Linked DNA regions of Homo sapiens: all the other regions are linked to region 2. A link is a contact called in ENCODE Hi-C or POLR2A ChIA-PET data. All regions are on one chromosome and are shown on one strand. The core of a region is the stretch at or near the end of the contact, and the rest is flanking DNA. Distances in the headings are between cores, read along the strand shown.

Region 1 (2,806 bases), core at 267-2,766, 340 kb after region 2:
TTTCACTGTGTTAGTCAGGATGGTCTGTATCTCCTGACCTCGTGATCCACCCGCCTCGGCCTCCCAAAGTGCTGGGATTACAGGCGTGAGCCACCGCGCCTGGCCTTCACTACTTCTATTTCTAAATAGTGCTTTTACCTTAATATAGTGCCTCTATATTTAGGTAGTCCAAAGTATTTTTCATTTAGCATTCCAAATCACGGAATTTTAGACCTGTAAGGACCTTATACATAATCTGTTTAAACCCTCTGTATTTTTTGGTTGAGTCCTTGGTTAGGTCTAAGGTCACCTAACTGGATTAGTATCCTGTCCTCTAAATGCTTCTTTTGTATGTTTTATTTATCTCCTTAAAATTTATTTTGGATAAGATAAATATACTGCATTTTGTTATATGTTTGTATAATTTGGCATTATGGGGCAGATAAATTAACGTTGTTGAGCCTTAATTCATCTTTACAAGGGACTCATTAATACTTTCTACCTTATTACCCTTCCTGTGTTGAGGGTTTTTGTAGCGATTAAATGAATAAAAGCCCCTACAAATCATAAGACATGCAGAAAACAGTAGCTTTGACTGGGCCCCCTGGAGGACTTTCACATTAACACAGAAGCCTTGACATACATGGGAAGTGGGTACCACTGGAGGCTTTTCTAGAGTTGTGCTAGTGGCATGCATTTTCAGTTGTCCCTTCCAGCCAGGAAGTTGGAAAATGGTCATCTGAAGCCTTAGTTCACTCTGCCCCTTTCTTGACACCTAGGAATGTGGAGAATGGTTGTGGCTGCTCTCCTTTTTAACTTCGTTTGCTAGTGGTGACAGCTCAGGGCTCAGGACGGTGGCTAATGTCCCATATCCTTTCAGTGTACCTCATGCCAGTTCCTTTCCGCAAGTTTTTCCTGAGCCAGTGTTGCATCGTGTCCATGTTTATAAGACTTCTATGAGTCTTTAAAGCTGCACATGTTTTCATATTATGGGGATTTGTGCATCTTTCTAGCAACATTATAAAAATAGTTGGCTAGCCAAACTTGCTTTACATTTAATAGTAGTGGTACCGGGCGCGGCGGCTTATGCCTGTAATCCCAATCCCAGCACTTTGGGAGGCCGAGGCGGGTGGATCACAAGGTCAGGAGATCGAGACCATCCTAGCTAACACAGTGAAACCCCGTCTCTACTAAAAAAAATACAAAAATTAGCCGGGTGTGGTGGCGGGCGCCTCCAGCTACTCAGGAGGGTGAGGTAGGAGAATGGCGTGAAGCTGGGAGGTGGAGGTTGCAGTGAGCCGAGATTGCGCCACTGCACTCCAGCCCGGGCGACAGTGTGAGACTCCATCTCCAAAAAAAAAGAAAAGAGTAGTGGTAATTCATGTGGGTGAAACTGCAGTTCCTGACAGGAATTAATTTCATCATGGTAGAAAATTATTCAAGGTTAAGATGTTGTAAAGATATCCCTAAAGATAACAAAATAAAATATTTTATTTCCTGTTTTTGTTTAATTCTTTTTGTCATTAAGGTATAATATGGTTGACTCATTTGGTGGGTTTTTGTAGCTTAAGGAGTTTCATTTCTTCTTTTGTTTAGGTGGTTTTCAGACTACTCTGTTCTCTATACAGTTAGGGAAATGTTTTCCATTTCAAGACTTTTTAAAAAACTTGCTTATGGGCCAGGCATGGTGGCTCACGCTTGTAATCCCAGCACTTTGGGAGGCCGAGGCGGGCGGATCACGAGGTCAGGAGATTGAGACCATCCTGGCTAACACAGTGAAACCCTGTCTGTACTAAAAATACAAAAAAAATTAGCTGGGTGTGGCGGCACATTCCTGTAGTCCCAGCTACTCAGGAGGCTGAGGCAGGAGAATCGCTTGAACCCAGGAGGCAGAGGTTGTAGTGAGCCAAGGTCGCGCCACTGCACTCCAGCCTGGGCAACAGAGCGAGACTCTGTCTCAAAAAAAACAAAACAAAACAAAAAAACTTGCTTGTGGTTGTCTGTCTTTTCATATGAACAGCTGTAAAGGGGAAAGGGCAACAGGATTAGAAGAAATTTGTTAGTGAAGGGCTCCCAGAATGAAATGTACTATAGCAGATGGTTGCAGGAAGTGAAGTTATAATCCTTTACCCTCCAACTGATTCTTATTTCCATTTTGTCCATGGTAGACTATTAATTTTCTGACTTTTGGTTTCCAAACTGGTTAAAGGTTTGAAAAAGGTTACATCCTATAGTATATATGGCCCATGTTTCTTTTTATTAATTTTTTTTTTTTTTGCATCCCCTTTCCCATTCAGGCCCATGTTTCTTTGTTTTGTTTTGAGACCGAGTCTTGCTCTGTCACCCAGGCTGGAGTGCAGTGGTGTGATCTCCGCTCACTGCAACCTCTGCCTCCTGGGTTCAAGCGATTCTTGTGCCTCAGTCTCCTAGTAGCTAGGATTACAGGGATGCGCCACCACACCTGGCTGATTTTTGTATTTTTAATAGAGATGGGGTTTCGCCATGTTGGCCAGGGTGGTCTTGAACTCCGGACCTCAGCTGATCTGCCTGCCTTGGCCTCGCAAAGTTCTGGGATTACAGACGTAAGCCACTGTGATTAGCTCAATGGTTCATTTCTTTTACATCTTTTATTTGCTGAGTAGAGTTTGTCTCTGGATTTTTTTCTTTTTTCTTTTTTTCTCTTTTTGAGATGGAGTCATGTTCTGTCGCTTAGGCTTGAGTGCAGTAGCGTGTTCTTGGCTCACTGCAACCTCCGCCTCCCGGGTTCAGGTAATTCTCCTGCCTCAGCCTCCCGAGTAGCTGGGACTATAGGCATGCGCCTCCACGT
Region 2 (2,887 bases), core at 78-2,577:
AATTGTCACTGAATTCTACATTTTTAAATGGTTAAAATGATAAATTTTAGGACTGTTTTACCACAGTTTTTAAAAAGCTACTGATATAACAATAAGTAACTTGTTTGACGTACTAGAACTAAATCTGATGACCAGTGATATTTGCATAATTTGAGGATTAATGTAACTTATATGTAAAAAAAAAATTTCTTAAGAGGTTTCAAAAAATAAATGCAGCAGGTCTCCTGCTTCCTGTCTTCTAATTCATTCAATCTAATGTAGGACTTACGAATCTATATTAAGGAAGCACGTTAGGTGATTATGACACAAATGACCTCCAACATCTTATTCTTGACAAAAATGCAGTGTTATACCACCATGTGTGGAACTTCCTAAGGTACTAGATATTACTTGTGTGCACGTGAGAAAACTGAGTCCAAAAATTAAAAAATAAAAATGTTCTCTATTCCCAAATCTTTACTTGACTCTTAGTATAGATAGGACTGTTTTATCTTATGATGTTGTGTCTTCTGACCACACTAATATACCAGTCACACATTTATTCCACTCCTTGTATATGTACTGTGTAAGTTAAAGGAGAGGTTAACTTTATATACTTATGCTTTATTTGTATGGAGTAACAGTCTAGAATTTAATATTTATGGTTTCTAGGATTTAAAATTTATGGTTTTAACAAGCTGTTTTTGAAGACTGATGGCATGGGATTTATGGATTACTTGAGGCACACATTTGAATCATGTGTTATAAGGCTGCTGTGTGTGGTAAAGCAAACCATTTAGCTAAGAGAACTAGCCCAACTGTGTTTTAGTAAATTAGTATGGCTTTCCTATAGGTCTGTTTCGATGGGATTAAGTCTTGAGACAGTATCATGTGCTGCATACCATGGGGGCATTCTGCTCAAGAGTTATAAACAATAATATACTTAATTTTTTTTCTACCACCCCCTCCTTCCAAATGGACTTAATTTTAAAATTTAGATCTTTAAGGAATATATTCAAATTTGATATAATTTTTTTCCTTAATTATCTTTAGGCCAACCAAGCCCTCGAGCAGTTATTCCCATGTCCTGTATAACCAATGGAAGTGGTGCAAACAGAAAACCAAGTCATACCAGTGCTGTCTCAATTGCAGGAAAAGAAACTCTTTCATCTGCTGCTAAAAGGTACCCATTTATGAAAGGGGGAAAAACTAACATTGCAGAATTGTCTGAATGTGGTAGAGATCTCCCTTTAGAAAGAATATGAAATAGAGCTGTTTGAATTCAAGTGAGCATGTCCTTTGAATTCTTAAACTGTGAAAGTAGAGACATTTAGCCTGTGCTCACTCAGCTTGCACTCATCATGCCTGTCAAGTTGTGTGAGGAAGCTTTCCGTTCTCACTAAAGAAAGAAAGCAGTTTCATTTCCTGGTTTTGTTTTGTTTCTTTGTAACAAGTATTTATTGAAAGCATCACTATATTTAAAGAAATTATATAACTGAATTTTCCATAGCAAGTGATATATTTGATACAGCATTTTTAAAGGCAAAACAGAATCTTCGATATATCTATGTTAGTGGGAGGTCAAATGCTATTATAACTTTTATTTTTTAACCATAACTATAAAATTAAGGCTTATTTCAAAAATATAGTACTATCTGGGGTGTGTGGGGGTGTATGTGTGTGTGTGTTAGGGGATGGTGGGCAGGAGGGCTGTGGAATTACAGCAATATAAGTTTCAGTGGATTACAGATTTGCATTCTTTATGTTCTTTTCATCAGTTAACTAATTTACTCCAATAAAAGTGCTCACAGGATTTTCCCCCTTTTGTAATTTCTAGCAAATTATTCGATGTAGAGTTTGGAGAGACCATAGGTGATCAGCTACAAAATCTTAAAACCGTTTTCTTCAAAGAATGAGTGAGGAAAAATCTTAAGTAATAAGATCATGTGTAACAATGTACTGATGGAAAATGCTTACCTCAATAAACTAATGCTAGTGACCGAATTATTCATTGGTGTGGATTCATAGATACTTAACCAAACAGTTGATGACAAGAATGTTGAAGAAATACCAAGATCTTCAGCCCTTTTAAAAATTCCGTCTAGAGGCCGGGCACGGTGGCTCATGCCTGTAATCCCAGCACTTTGGGAGGCTGAGGCGGGCGGATCACGAGGTCAGGAGATCGAGACCATCCTGGCTAACACGGTGAAACCCCGTCTCTACTAAAAAATACAAAAAAAATAGCCAGGCGTGGTGGCAGGTGTCTGTAGTCGCAGCTACTCAGGAGGCTGAGGCAGGAGAATGGCGTGAACCCAGGAGGGGGAGCTTGCAGTGAGCCACGATTGCGCCACTGTATCCCAGCCTGGGTGACAGAGCCAGACTCCGTCTCAAAAAAAAAAAAAAAAAATTCCTTCTGGAACTCAATCTTTGTCGTCGTCATTACAGAATCTAGACTTTCCCCTACAAAGGATGCTAAACTTTATTACCTGTACTCCACTTTGAGTAGAAAAAGGGAAACTAAGAAAATGTTAGAAAATTTTAGTACAATTTTAAATAAATTTCCGTGTTGTATCCAGTAGTGGTTCAGATTCAGCCCATTTTCTTACATAGCTATTGCACTGTTGCTTGTTGCTGTGTAGTGATCAGTATTATGCACATTAGTGATTCAACAATCCAAGGCCAGCTGAGTTTGTTAGTTTATGATCCAGGGTCCCTGTATTTTGCTTTTAAATAACCCAGAAGGAAAATGGCTCTTTTAGGTTGTACTGGGCCCACATAAAACTAGTGACCTCTGTAATCTTGTTGAAGAATCGCAAGGAAGAAGTAACTTCTGTTTTTTGTTTTTGTTTTTGAGAGAGTTGGACATATTGGAACTCAGTTTTTTAATTTCAGAGTTAATCTGATATTC
Region 3 (2,836 bases), core at 114-2,613, 300 kb before region 2:
GATAATACAGTCAAATGCTCCATTGAGACAGACTTCTGTATCTTTACAGGCCCTAGAATGAGACCAACCCAAGGCCCAGCATCTGCAGAATGTCCCGTGTAGAACCAGGAAGGAAAAACTAAACCACTCCTTTTCCCCTCTTCCCAACACACCCTTCTCTCCTCTCAGATCCTTGGAGTTCTCCGCACTCAGAACCTACAAGCTGCCCAGGGGTCTTCCAGACCAGCCCCAGTTGCTTCCAGCCTCCTTCCGCCAGCACATCTCTGCAGCCTTGGGCCACCGATCCTAAGCCAAAGCCTCCCCAACCTCTGGGCTCAGAAGCAGGTGTAATCCCAACTCCAGCAGGGAATTCCAGAGGTGAAGGTCACGGGAGCATCTTTAATCTTCGGTTCCCAGTAGAGAAGATACCCAAAGAGCAGGGAGCAGGAGCCAGCTCCAGGCTATACATTTGTTTATTCATCAATCATTCATTTATGCATTAATCATTCATTCCCCCCACCCATCAGTCATTCATCTGCTTATTTATTCATTCAATGTGTTTGTACCTTGTCCTTGCTTTGGTTACCGCAGATGTTGGTCCTCTCCTGCTTTGATCTGTCCCCTGTTTCTCTGGCAGCTGCACAGCAGAAGCCTTCTCATGTCCCTTGTTGGGTACTTGGCTGAGAGTGTGTCTCCCTCTCAGAGGTGCCTGAGGAAAATCAAAGGGACAGTGCAGAGCTGTCTGCTGCCTGCAAGTTCCCTTCCATTGCAAAATCCAGCCTTCTGGTCCGTAGGTCAGTGGGAGAGATTGGGAGGGGCTGCAGAGGGGTCTCCAGGCCCAATCGAGGAATAATGGTCTGGACATCCTCACCATGTGTGAGCTCTGGCTGTTTAAAAAATAAAAAAAATAAAAAAATAAATATACTGGTCCTTCTGGGAGAAAGGGGACTGCAGGAGACTCTAAGCCTCTGTGCCTGGTTCTGAGGCCTGAGCTCAGCACTTTGGCAGGCCCAGAGAACATGGTATGGGAAAACCTGGGGCTGGAGTTTCAGAGGCCTAAGCTGTGAGCCTTCTGACAGGTCTCCCACCTTCCATCCTTCCATCTACCTGACCCTGTAAAGTCTGTTCTCAGCCAGCAGCCAGAGATCCTTTAGTAAAAGACCACGTCCTGCCTGTGCTCAGAACCCTGCCCTGACTTTCAGTTCTCTCGGAGAAAAACCCAAGGCCCCACTTGATGGGGTCCCCCTCATCTCCCACTCACTCCCTCCATTCAGCCCCCACTGGCCCCATCCTTCCCGAACTCACCAGCCACACTCCAACCTTAGGGCTTTTGCTATAGTTGTTTCTTCTAGAACAGGCTTGACCTGGGTGACTTGCTTGAAAGTGACTCACTTTCTCACTTCCTTCAAGTCTTCGCTCAATTGAAACCTTCCCCATAAGCCTACCATGACCCATCCTATTTAAAACTGCAAAGCACACAGGCACGCGCGCACACACACACACACACACACACACACACACCACTCTCAACCCCCCTTCCTCTTTAGCACTCATCACCTTCTAACATAATACATAATTTACTTATTATTTTTACCATTTATTGTCTGTCTCTGCCTGCTCAAGTATAACTTCCAAAAGGGTAGGGGTCTTTGTATGTTTTCTTCCCTGATGTATCCCGAGGGTGGGCCATCCCATGGATGCCTGGTGTATAGCAGGAGCTAGTAAAACATTCCTTGGATGAAAGAATGAATGAGTGAATGGGCTGTAGGAAGCTCTGAGGATGAAGCTTGTGAAGCCACAGGCTGTGGAGTTTGGGGCTTCCTGGGGGTAGAATTTAGGAGGTCCACAGTGGCTTCTATCAGCTGTGCTGAGGAGAGAAGAGCCAGGCAAATTGCCCGCTGCCAGCCTTCTCGGGGAGGAAAGGTAGGCAGCAGCATCGGTGGGGATTGCGCTAACTCAAGGTGCCAGCTCCATGCTGCTCTGGGGCTGGCCAGCGCTCTGGATGTCATTAGCTGATTTGTTCTGCTCTGCAGAATGTACTTTTCATATTTAGGCAGAAAAAAACAGCTTTCGATCCTTGTGCCCTTTCTTCTGTGAGCTGTAGCACATGGCCTGCTAATTATGAATTAATCCTCTAAAGAGCATGTTCATTATTCTAATTTAATTGTGCTTCGTTTCAGAAAATAACTAAACCCAGCGTGGAATAAACTCCAATGCTGATCAGTTTTCAAGAAGTTAACATAAGACAAAATTCTGCTAGAGGGCAGCAGCAATTTGGAATCATTAAAGGGAACCCATGTAAATAATAAAAACAAAACTAAAATGCAGAATTAAATTAAGGAATAGGAAATTAAATTTGGGAATCTAATCTAAAATTGAGGCCTTATATGCACAGGCTTACCCTGGCTTGGCTCTTCGCTCAGGAGTGCTCAGGAGAGGAGGTTCTGCAGAGTTTCCCACGACCAGGGAAGCGGCAGTCCCTCCTGGGTGGCAGTTTGCTGTTCTGGGAAGAGAGATGTGGGCTGAAGTGGGAGAAAGGGGGCTTTCCTCCCACGGGGTCAACTGTGATGAAGATGAAAGCCACATTGTCACAGATGCATCTGGATAGCTCATCCTGAGCCCTGGTGACCGGTTCAGGAGAACTGCCTGCAGCCAAGAGTCCAAGCTGCCACTCACTAGGAGGAAGCACAGGAAATGAGGCAGATGGTGCTGGGTGGCTGCTGGCCTGAGATGCTGGGAGTGGTCAGCCCTGGGCAAAGAAGCCGCGCCAGCCCTCCTTCACCTTTGGGCCCTGGGCACCCTTCCACAGGTGACCCAGCTCAGGACAGAGGCTGAGGGAGTTTCCTCCTGCCCGGGC

The links. A loop is a pair of places that touch in the nucleus more often than their neighbours do. ChIA-PET counts read pairs that join two places held with the same protein, here RNA polymerase II (POLR2A). Pooled maps may share reads with other maps.
Region 1: a loop to region 2 is called in a map of B cell, with 10 times the contacts of the local background. The contact joins two enhancer-like sites. A Hi-C loop is called at or near these places in 1 of 168 maps with a recorded cell type or tissue (B cell). POLR2A ChIA-PET finds 5 or more read pairs at or near these places in 1 of 52 experiments (activated T-cell).
Region 3: a pooled map shows a loop between it and region 2 (3-fold over the local background). The contact joins the promoter of LINC02898 here to the enhancer-like site in region 2. A Hi-C loop is called at or near these places in 3 of 37 single-sample maps with no recorded cell type and 4 of 50 pooled maps.

The regions. Positions count from the first base shown.
Region 1 is chr2:42,598,260-42,601,065 of GRCh38, forward strand. All of the region lies in intron 3 of MTA3 (metastasis associated 1 family member 3), which reads left to right. The region is part of intron 2 of LOC105374555 (a long non-coding RNA gene); the gene reads right to left. Among named protein-coding and RNA genes, the nearest start is that of MTA3, 31 kb to the left of the region's middle. Within about 2 kb of position 1,517, at least 3 of the 41 ENCODE cell types and tissues checked have a DNase peak (open chromatin) inside an H3K27ac peak, as active enhancers do; they include B cell, where a contact is called at or near this core.
Region 2 is chr2:42,255,469-42,258,355 of GRCh38, forward strand. It overlaps EML4 (EMAP like 4), which reads left to right. Exons shown (of 23, transcript NM_019063.5): 3 at 1,033-1,162. Among named protein-coding and RNA genes, the nearest start is that of EML4-AS1, 87 kb to the left of the region's middle. Within about 2 kb of position 1,328, at least 5 of the 41 ENCODE cell types and tissues checked have a DNase peak (open chromatin) inside an H3K27ac peak, as active enhancers do; they include B cell, where a contact is called at or near this core.
Region 3 is chr2:41,952,443-41,955,278 of GRCh38, forward strand. LINC02898 (long intergenic non-protein coding RNA 2898) reads right to left here and starts at 1,364. Exons shown (of 4, transcript NR_161189.1): 1 at 1,285-1,364; 2 at 546-866. LOC124905996 (a long non-coding RNA gene) reads left to right here. Exons shown (of 3, transcript XR_007086296.1): 3 at 169-607. RefSeq lists an enhancer at 1,100-1,239.